Regions from separate parts of the Homo sapiens genome. Here region 1 is linked to region 2. Evidence: read pairs that join two places in POLR2A ChIA-PET (ENCODE). Cell type or tissue: Panc1. All regions are shown on one strand. Each heading gives the region's core, and the rest is flanking DNA. Links, peaks and the distances in the headings are about the cores only.

What was found. ChIA-PET counts read pairs that join two places held together with the same protein. Peaks named below come from ENCODE experiments on the same cell type or tissue, not always from the same donor. Only the 100,000 strongest peaks of a DNase experiment are listed, where the experiment ranks them.
Region 1: POLR2A ChIA-PET joins it to region 2 with 6 read pairs; 3 of 35 experiments call an interaction of 5 or more read pairs at or near these places.

The regions. Positions count from the first base shown.
Region 1 is chr18:3,780,506-3,785,884 of GRCh38, forward strand. The region is part of intron 5 of DLGAP1 (DLG associated protein 1); the gene reads right to left. Among named protein-coding and RNA genes, the nearest start is that of DLGAP1-AS3, 95 kb to the right of the region's middle. In Panc1, for the core only: no CTCF peak of the experiment used is centred there; no DNase peak of the experiment used is centred there.
Region 2 is chr18:3,464,532-3,469,910 of GRCh38, forward strand. It overlaps GAPLINC (gastric adenocarcinoma associated, positive CD44 regulator, long intergenic non-coding RNA), which reads left to right and starts at 1,719. Exons shown (of 3, transcript NR_110429.1): 1 at 1,719-1,826; 2 at 2,596-2,765. The region is part of intron 2 of LOC105371965 (a long non-coding RNA gene); the gene reads right to left. RefSeq lists enhancers at 2,222-2,909, 4,607-5,379. In Panc1, for the core only: no CTCF peak of the experiment used is centred there; no DNase peak of the experiment used is centred there; H3K27ac peaks cover 4,195 bases.

The DNA.
Region 1 (5,379 bases), core at 315-5,314, 320 kb after region 2:
TTGGCTGGGTCTGTCCAGGTCCCCCTCCAACGCTAACTTTTCCGCCTCCCTTTTCACGTGTAAGGCTGCTTGTGATTATCCAACTGGATCATTCCAGATAATCTCCCTATTTTAAAGTCAGTTGTTTAGTAACCTTAATTCCAACTGGAATCTTAATTCTTCCTTGCCATGTAACATATTCACAGGTTCCGGCATTAAGATGTGGATATCTTTGCAGGCTATTATTCTGTCTGCCACAAGATCCTTTCATGTATTTCTCCTACTTTATAATATCAATATCAATATGGAAAAGGATTTATTTATATATTTTTTAGAGACAGGGTCATGCTATATGTTGCCCACCAGGAGTGCAGTGGTGCAATCTTAGCTCACTGGCTCACTGCAACCTCGAATTCCTGGGCTCAAGTGATCCTCTCACTTCAGTCTCCCAAGTAGCTAGGACTACAGACATGCACCTCCATGCCCAGCTAATTAAAAAAAATTTTTAAAAACGTTTTTTGTAGAGATGTGGTCGGTCTTGTTATGTTTCCCAGGCCGGTCTTGAACCCCTGGGCTTAAGTGACCCTCCTGCCTTGGCCTTTCAAAGTGCTGGGGTTGCAGGCATGAGCCACTCTGCCTGGCCCAATGTTTATTTTTAAATATGTGATTGTTAAAGGTGTGAGATACCAGACATATGATATTATGTATCTTGTTTTTTAATAGATAATTTATCTTGTACATTTTTTATGTCAGTTCATTCAGAGGCCCTCATTATTTTTAGCAGTTGCACAGTATCCCATAGCATGAATATTTCATGATTTACTTAATATTTTCCTACTAATGGACAGAAATTGTAGCAGCTTTCAATTTTTTTTTTTTTTTTTGAGATACAGTCTTGCTCCTGTTGCCCAGGCTGGAGGGCAGTGGTGCGATCTTGGCTCACTGCAACCTCCGCCTTCCTGGGTTCAAGCTATTCTCCTGCCTCAGCCTCCCGAGTAGCTGGGACTGCAGGCACCTGCCACCATGCCGGCTAATTTTTTTTGTATTTTTAATAGAGATGGGGTTTCACCATGTTGGCCAGGCTGGTCTCAAGCTCCTGACTTTGTGATCTGCCCGTCTCAGCCTCCCAAAGTGCTGGGATTATAGGCGTGAGCCAGCAGCTTTCAATTTTGTACCTTGTGTGTATATGTTTGTGTCCTTAGATAAGATTGTCTACAGCAGAGATACCCGTAAGGGGACCTGCTGGGAGCAAAGGATAATTTATATTTTCAAAGGGCATTTACAAATTTTGATCTATATTTACATATTATATACCATTAAATAAAGTAGAAATTTTAAAAACATATTGCTGTTCAAATTCTTATAAATTCAACAAGTTCAGATCTTTTCTTGATGGATTCAACTACTTCTCATCTAGGTACAAGGTACACACCGCTACATTTGATTAAACATGCTTGATTTGATTAAAATACAGCTATCCTTGTTGTTGTTATTGTTGTTTTTTTGTTGTTTAAAAACTCTACGGGAGATTCTATTCCAAGCTTGGAACAGTATTCCAAGCTTGGAACAGTATTCCAAGCTGTTCCCAATGACCATCTTGGTGTGGAGACACAAAGAATGCCTCAATGATCATTAAAGTTCACTTTTGCTCTAAGATTTTTTTTTTTTTTTGGACAGAGCCTTGTTCTGTTGTCCAGGCTGGAGTGCAGTGGTGCAATCTCGGCTCACTGTGACCTCCGCCTCCTGGGTTCAAGCAATTCTCCTGCCTCAGCTTCTAGAGTAGCTGGGATTACAGGTACGTGCCACCACGCCTGGCTAATTTTTGTATTTTTAGTAGAGACGGGGTTTCACCATGTTGGTCAGGCTGGTCTCGAACTCCTGACCTCAAGTGATCCGCCTGTCTTGGCCTCCCAAAGTGTTGGGATTACAGGCGTGAGCCACTGAGCCCGGCCTTGGTCCAAGATTTAAAGTATGAAGCATTCGGCACAAAACAAAGACTAATCATGTGAAGAGAGACTTTGCAGGTGTTGATGATGCATAAATCAGAAGAACTCAAGGGAGACGCCAAATCCCTTTAGAATGGCCCAAGTTTTTCTGGGTAGGGGGAAGAAAATGCAATGGCAATGACTCACCAAAGTCCACCAAAATGTTTTCACTGTACTGATGAGCTATCAAACATCTTTACAGACCTTCAATGCACAATTCCTCTTTGTTCTTTTAAATAAGAACGTGACTTCCCATCTTTTCAAACTTATATTTGAATGTCTTTTAAAATGCCTTTGACCTCAATTATTATGACTTTTCTTGTTTTTTAAATGTTGGACTTCACCAAAATTAAAAATTTTTGTGAGTCAAAGGACACCTCAAGAAATTGAAAAGACAATCCAAAGAATGGGAGAAAATTTTTGCAAACCATATCTCTGATAAAGAACTTATATCTAGAATATATAAACAACTCCTACAACTCAATTATTCAAAGACAAATACCTCAATCAAAATGGGTAAAAAATTTGAATAGATATTTCTCCAAAGAAAATATACAAGTGACCAACAAGCATATACAAAGATTCTCAAATGGTTAGTCATTTGAGCAATGCAAATCAAAACCACAGTGAATTACTACTTCACACCTTCTAAGACAACTACAATAAAAATGGATAGATAAGAATATGTTGTCCAGGATGTGGAGAAATTGGAGCGCTTATACACATCTAGTGGGAAGAAAAAGGGTACAGCCACTTTGGAAAACAGTCTGGCAGCTCCTCAGAAGGTTATAAATGAAGTTAGTATATGAACCAGCAATTCTGCTCCTAGCTATATACTTGGGAGGAATGAAAACATATGCCCACATAAAAACCTGTACACATATGTTCATAGGAGCATTACTCATGATAGCCAAAAGTGAAACAATCCAAAGTTCATCAACTGATGGATGAATAAATAAAATGTGGGTTTTCCACACAGTAAAATACTATGCAGCTCTAAAAAGAAATGAACTACTAATGCATGCTACAACATGGATTAACCTTGAAAACATTATGCTAAATGAAAGAAAGGGTCACATGTGCAAAATGTCCAGAATGGGCAAATCCATAGAGACAAAGTAGAATGGAGCTATCTGGGGCTGTGGGGAGGGCTGGAGGGAAATGGGGCATGACTACCAATAGGCATGGGGATTTGTGGGTGCTGAAAATGTTCTAAAATTGATAGTGGTGGTGCACAGCTGTGAAGATACAAAAAACCATTGCATCGTACACTTAAAAAATGGGTGTGTTATATAGTATGTGCATTATATCTAAATAAAGTGGTTACTACAAAAAGCAATATCCTTTGGAAGTTGCTTACATGTGAATATAAGGCTTTTCCCTTTCTATGGATGCCACAGCGATTTCGAGAGGGGTAATACTGGTGGTGGTGAGAATCTTATGTGTCCTCATAAGTGAAACCGATGTTTAAGCACTGAGGTAAAGTGCTTAAATTAATCTGCTTTTTGTCTGCTTTTTGCTCCTGGCCCCTGGCTGGTGGGCTCATTTTTCTCTCTGTATGCTGATCTTGTGTGTCCAACAAAAGCATAATTTCCAAATTTGAGCATGAGGTCTTTTGTCTACAATGGAAGTCATTGCACAGACTAGAGTGTAAAGAAACAAATTGTGTTTGTGTGTATGTTTGCAAATCCATGTGTAAGTGGGAGGCCGATGAAGGGAGAAGTGTCAGCCCCCAAGCCATTGTTTGTTCCTGTGTGCTGCATCCTAGGCTCCCCCGAGTTGGCCTGTTTAGGCGCACAAGGCACCTCATCTCGGCTGCTTCTTTCTTGGACCCCCCCTAGTTGTTGGGTCTCGATGTGTAGCAACAACCTGGGGGCCGGGTACTCACCAACCTCTATCCTAGCCTTCTTTTCTATCAAGGTTTGTTTTCCGTTTTCTTCTTCTTTTTCGTAAGCTGTTATAGTCTCTGGAATGACTTGGGTCTGCCGTGTATGTGTTATTTTTTAAGAATCCTGGAGAATCTATTTTTACTCCTCTGTTCAGGTGTCCAAATGCTGAAGACATTTTCTCCCAATCAACGGCAACCCACCCACAATGTCAGTGCGTTCTCTGATTAGGCCTCTTGATGACGGCCGGATCCCTGCCCGGCTCTGCGCCCGCGATGCTCCTGGGGTGCCCACACAGAACTGCTCCTGACGAGGAAAAAAGGGGGACGTTCCAGGCCCAGTCTGGATCCAGTGCAATGAGCGAGAGCCTTGGGGAAAAGGCGCTGCCAGAATTTTATTTTGTTAAAAACTGTATTGAGAAAACAAAGATAATCTCTAGAATTGGTTCTAAAATTCAAGTGAAACCTGTAAACATGCAGGTGACAGGGCTCTGGCTGCCTCCCTGGCCTCGTCTTCTACCCCTTGTCCCTTGTCCTCCTGCTGCCAGCCACTGGCCTTCTTGCTGCTCCCTGTATCATACAACCACGCTCCTGCTGCAAGGCCTTTTCTGGGTTTGTAAAATGAAAACCCAGGTACTTCTCCCTTTAAAAAAAATCCACCTTACTTTACAGACTGAAAAATAATGACTGCTTCCCTTCTCATATGTTTTTAAATAATCTATGCAGCAGTTGTGCATTCATTCACTTCATTTGTGCTCCCACTGATGGAAGTAGTTTTGAAGAACAGGCTGTATTAGTTTCCTGTTGCTGCTGTAACAAATTACCACAAGCTTAGAGGCTTAGAAAACCCACAGAGTTATTATCTTACAGTTCTGGAGGCTGGAAGGCTGGAATGGGTCTTAAGGGCTGCAGTCAAGGTCTCAGCAGGGCTGAGTTGCTTACGGATGCTGGAGGGGACAGCCTGTTCCTTTGCTTTGTAGGGGCCCAAGGAAAACATCCCCTTCGCCCTCTGAAGGTTCACTGAAAAACTGGCTGACAAAAAGCAGATTAATAGAAAAAAAGGCATGCAACATTTATTCTAATGTGCATAGCATGGGAGAATTGCAGGAGAATGAGTACTCAATAACTCAGTGGAGTACAGATCTTATAAAGCCTTCTGCCTAGGGGAGGGGGACATGGGGGAATGTAGACCATTCTTTTGAGGGGCAGTAAATGATCATTAGGGAGAATGAATGGGCCTAGAAGACAGAAATTAACTTGTAAATGGAATTTGGATTTTGAATGAACCTGGGAGGTATTGTCTTGTGAAAAGGTCTGTCCAGGTGGGTTTGCATCCTCAGTGTTCTTTTCTGAGATAGCGAATGAGATTTACAGGGATGGGAGGTGGAAGGCAACTGTGGTTCTCTTTGGGGTCTGGTTCCCAGGTGGATAAGAGAATACCGAAGAAAAGCTTCGCCCTATGCCTTAGGAGAAACAGAGGATTGAAAGGGAGCAGGGGAGCAGGTCAGAGAGACCTTGAGGACTTTGAGG
Region 2 (5,379 bases), core at 141-5,140:
AGCTCAAGCAATCCTTCTGCCTCGGCTTCCCAAAGTGCTGGGATTACAAGTGTGAGCCACTGTGCCTAGCCTGATTTTCATTTTGAAATTTGATTTACTTGAATGATTCTGTGAAAAGCCCAAGTGTATTACATTAGTCAACATCTTTTCCCAGCTGAGCGTGGGGGCTTACCAGTCTGGGCAGCATAGCGAGATCTTGTCTCTACAAAAAAATTAAAAATTAGCCAGGCATGGTGGTGTGCACCTTTAGTCCCAACTACTTGGGAGGCTGAGGCAGGAGGATTGCTAGAGCCCAGGAGTTTGAGGCTGCAGTGAGCCGTGGTTGCGCCACTGCACTCCAGCATGGGCAACAGAGCAAGGCACTGTCTCAAAAAAAAAACCAAAACATTGGCCGGGTGCTGTGGCTCACGCCTGTAATCCCAGCACTTGGGGAGGCCGAGGCCAGCGGATCACGAGGTCAGGAGATCGAGACCATCCTGGTTAACACGGTGAAACCCCATCTCTACTAAAAATACAAAAAATTAGCCGGGCGTGGTAGCGGGCACCTGTAGTCCCAGCTACTCGGGAGGCTGAGGCAGGAGAATGGCGTGAACCTGGGAGGCAGAGCTTGCAGTGAGCCGAGATCGCGCCACTGCACTCCAGCCTGGGCGACAGAGCGAGACTCTGTCTCAAAACAAAACAAAACAAAACAAAACGAACAAAACATTTTTTCCCCTAGCCTGCTTGTACAATAAATCTACACAATCTAGAACATCATTTATTTTAAATTCTCTAATTAACAGCTTGATTCAGTCATTTCACAATGTATACACATATCAAAACACCATGTTGTATACCATAAATATATACTTTTGTTAATTGAAAAAATAAAAGTAAGAAACTTAAACAAAAAAATAGCCCAGCCAGGCGTGATGGCTCACATCTGTAATCCCAGGGCTTTGAGAGGCCAAGGTGGGCAGATCACTTGAGGCTAGGAGTTCGAGACCAGCCTGGCCAACATGGTGAAACCCCATCTCTACTAAAAATACAAAGATTAGCAGAGCATGGTGGTGCATGCCTGTAATCCCAGCTACTTGGGAGGCTGAAGCAGGAGGATCGCCTGGACTTGGGAGGCGGAGGTTGCAGTGAGAGGAGATCACGCCACTGCATTCCAGCCTGGGCAAGAATGAGACTCCATCTCAAAAACAAATAGATAAATAACAATAGCTCTTTCCATTATAGTGTTATTTTCTGGTATCATCTGTAAACCCAGTATTGAAGTGAAAGTGTTGGATTAATTTGAGAAGGAAAAGATGTACTTATCAAACACCTTATATTAAATTATTATCTATTATATTATTATTGTATTTGTTGAATACCACATATACATATTTAGTCCTCACAACCCTAATGGGACGTGTTATTCCCATTGTGTAGCTGAGGAAACTGACACTCTTCAAAGTTCAGCTTGTCTGTGGTTACCAGCTGTAATGGGGCCCCCAGTCATGGGGTGATTCTGTTTGCTCACACTCTTTCCACACCCTATCCCCGAAATGAAACAACTTGGAACTGTCTCCATTTTTATTATACTGTTCAATAAAAATTTGGGGGTTGCTTTGGCAGATAATCATATGCAAGCTCTATTTTCCAAATATCTCAACTTATTTTTCTGCTCTCTCGAATTCCTCCCTCCCCTCCCCCATTCCATTTCCTTGTGACCACATCTGCTTCTTGGAGAGACTTGCAGGATCTGACACATCCTCTTGGTTTCCTAAGTCTTATGACTAGCCAATGCCTGAAATAATGAACTCCTCCAAGGCAAGAAATCTGTTTTGAAGCTTCTCTGCGTAAGTATTAACACTTAATCTATTATTCGATGCATTTCATTTCCCTTTGTAGGTATCGGTTTTCTGAGCCTGCAGCCTTAGGCTAGTACCTTTTTTTTTTTTTTTAAGTTAGTTTCTGTTTTTTATTTGAGCTCTGTTAGAATCTTTAGATCTATCCAGTGGCTATAGTTTACTCTGTGCTGCGCCTTTCTGCTTTCTCTCTGCAAAAATTATGGCTTTTTAGCTATATTTCCCCAAACAGAGGTGAGGTACTGCTCTTATACAAATACTTGAAGTTATAAATCCCACCTGCATTAAAAGGAAAGTGAAGATTTATGACAATGCCTTCCCATTCTTCTCTTTCAACCCCAAAACCTCCACCATTTTTGAAACAAGGCAAGTTCTTTAGGGCTGGAGGTCTTCAATGGTATACACCATGAGGTAAAGATCAGCTTTAAAATAAATACGTACCTCCAAGGGAAGAAAATTGAACAGGCCATTCATTACTTTTCCTTCAGAAAGCTAAGGTACAACAGGAATAAACTTAACTTGTGAAGGTTTTATGAAAGGATTGCCACCTCCTGCCTTGATGAAAAGATTAACCTGATTTGGTGAAATATGCTGCTATTTGCAGGCAGGTGCTGGCCTGATTCACCAACTCTGTGTTAATTTGAGCCTGCAGAGGTACCTTTGATCAGCTCTCAGAGCCTCAGCAGTGGCTCAGGAAACATCAAAACGCTGTAGAGCAGGCTCTAATCTCAGCCTTCCTGTTTCTATGCTTGCTCACTAGGTTCACACACAGCAGCCTGGTTTCCTGGAAGGGCATTTTCCACATTGTGCGTTATGGATGATCATCCCAGGCATCAGGTGTGAAGCCCTGCATCCACATCCAGGGGCTATCAAATCTCTCTGCAAAAGGAGAAGCTGGACTCAGGCACGTTTACAGTGATGTGTATGCAGGTATATGTAAATTAATGCCTGCGTCTAATGCTGGAAGTAACAACAATTCAGTTCCGGGGAACTCTGTTGTCGTAATGCAGCTGCTAAGTGCAACATATTCTGTCCATGAAGTTGACACCTGGATAACAGGTTTGGGTGATAGTAACTGAGGCTTTGGCAGTGGATTGAGAACTCTGAGCTAGAAACATAATGGCAGTACCCTTTACTAAGCCAGGGTGGTAGGTCAGATAGCATGGGTATTTTTTCGAAAAGTTGAGCTCTTACCCTTTTTTTTTTTTGAGACAAGGTTTCACTTGTCCAGGCTGGACAATCATAGTTCACAGCAGCCTCACCATCCCAGGCTCAAGTGATCCTCCCACCTCAGCCTCCTGAGTAGCTGGGACTACAGGTGCACACCACCACACTTGGCTAATTTAAAAAAAAAAAAATGTACAGGCTGGGCGCAGTGGCTCACGCTTGTTATCCCAGCACTTTGGGAGGCCAAGGCATGGGGATCACCTGAGGTCGGGAGTTCAAGACCAGCCTGACCAACATAGAGAAACCCCATCTCTACTAAAAATACAAAATCAGCCAGGTGTGGTGGTGCGTGCCTGTGATCTCAGCTACTCGGGAGACTGAGGCAGGAGAATTGCTTGAACCCGGAAGGCAGAGGTTGCAGTGAGCCGATATCGCATCATGCACTCCAGCCTGGGCAACAAAAGCGAAACTCCGTCTCAAAAAAAAAATTTTTGTACAGACAGGGTCTCTCTATGTTGCCGGGGCTAGTCTCAAACTCCTGGGCTCAAGTGATCCTCCCGCCTCAGCCTCCCAAAGTGCTGGGATTATAGGCATGAGCCATTGCCCTTGGCCTCTCATCCTTTTTACTCTCAATGACAGGTTCATACTTGCCCTTGGGCTTTATTTCCCTTTCCAGGCACATTTCCCTTAACTCTGCTCCAGAGTCTTACACTCCCATGTTTGGAATTTTAAAAAATTGATGCATTTTTTACATTGCATTGGGAGATATTTTAGAACCACTGGGGAGCTGGGCGCGGTGACTGACATCTGTAATTCCAGCACTCTAGGAGGCTGATGCTGGTGGATTACTTGAGGTCAGGAGTTCAAGACCAGCCTGGCCAACATAGCGAAACCCTGTCTCTACTAAAAATACAAAAATTAGCCAGGCATGGTATCGCATGCCTGTAGTTCCAGCTACGCATCAGTAGGAGGCTGAGGAATGAGAATCACTTGTACCTGGGAGGCGGAGGTTGCAGCGAGCTGAATTTGTGCCATGGCACTCCAGCCTGCACAACAGTGAGACTTTGTCTCAAAAAAAAAACACTAAGGAAACAGGGGAAAGAGAATTGAACTTCTGTAGCTGCTCAAGTCATTTGGCATCTCTAAATCTGGGCTTCTTCATCTCTCGTTATATAAAAAAACAGATACCTAAATTTCAAGGTTGTTGAGGATTAAATGAGGTAACAATGTAGAACCTCTTTAGAGTTTTAGAGCAAAGCTGATTGACCTACAAATCCATGTTATTGTTGGATCTTAGATGAGCAAATCTACCTGGCTCAGGTTCTGACTCCGGTTTCCACTTGCCGCCTGGGAGGTGACTGTCCCCAAGTCCGCCTCTGAGGTGGTCCTGCTGGGTCCTGGCCTCGCCTATTTCCCACACCTCTCGTCTGCCTTTCTCCAGTTTCTTACAACAGCAGCAGTAAAGTTCCCTTCCCCCGATCCTTAATGCTGTCTTTACTTCTCTCCTATGATGTTATACAAGGAAGTAGTGTGAGGGCTTCAGGCGGGGGCTGTAGGCTGGAGATAGTGGTGGCTGTTGTAGTGCTGATGAGGTCATCATCATCCCTGAAACCAAGCTGCGTGATTTTTTTTTTTACCACTGGCATCATTCCTATAATGCAGAAAACAACACCAGGTCTTTTTTTTTTTTTTTTTTTTTTGAGACCGAGTCTCTCCCTGTCACCCAGGCTGGAGTGCAATGGCGCAATCTCGGCTCACTGCAACCTCCACCTCCTGGGTTCAAGTGATTCTCCTGCCTCAGCCTCCCGAGTAGCTGGGATTACAGGCGTGTGCCACCACGCCCAGCTAATGTTTTGTATCTTTAGTAGAGACGGGGTTTCACCATGTTGGCCAGGCTGGTCTCAAACTCCTGACCTTGTGATCCACCCGCCTCGGCCTCCCAAAGTGCTGGGATTACAGGCGTGAGCCACCGCACCTGGCCCAACACCGGTTCTTTATTACTAAAGGGCTAACCACTCAGAGCCTCCAATTTGCTTTCTCCTTCTCCCTCTGGGCTCACGTAAGTAGAACACTCTGAAGAAGCCTCAATCTGCTTTTTGTGATTTCGATATGCAGTAACCCAAGCTGCCCCCGATACAGAAGGAAGAGAACTGAGCTTAGCTCCAGAAGACCTAACTATGACACTAGGCCAGCATAATACTAGCTGGGTGGCTAGGAGTAAACTAACTTCTTTGAGCTAGTTTTCTTGTCAGTAAAGCATAGAGTTGGATTAGATGATATCTTTAGCCTCTGAAATCTCTAACTTTCTAAGGACATAAATAATACATATAGATCTAGTAACAGTGTAGGCTATTTGAAATCAGTGAAAGTTCCATAA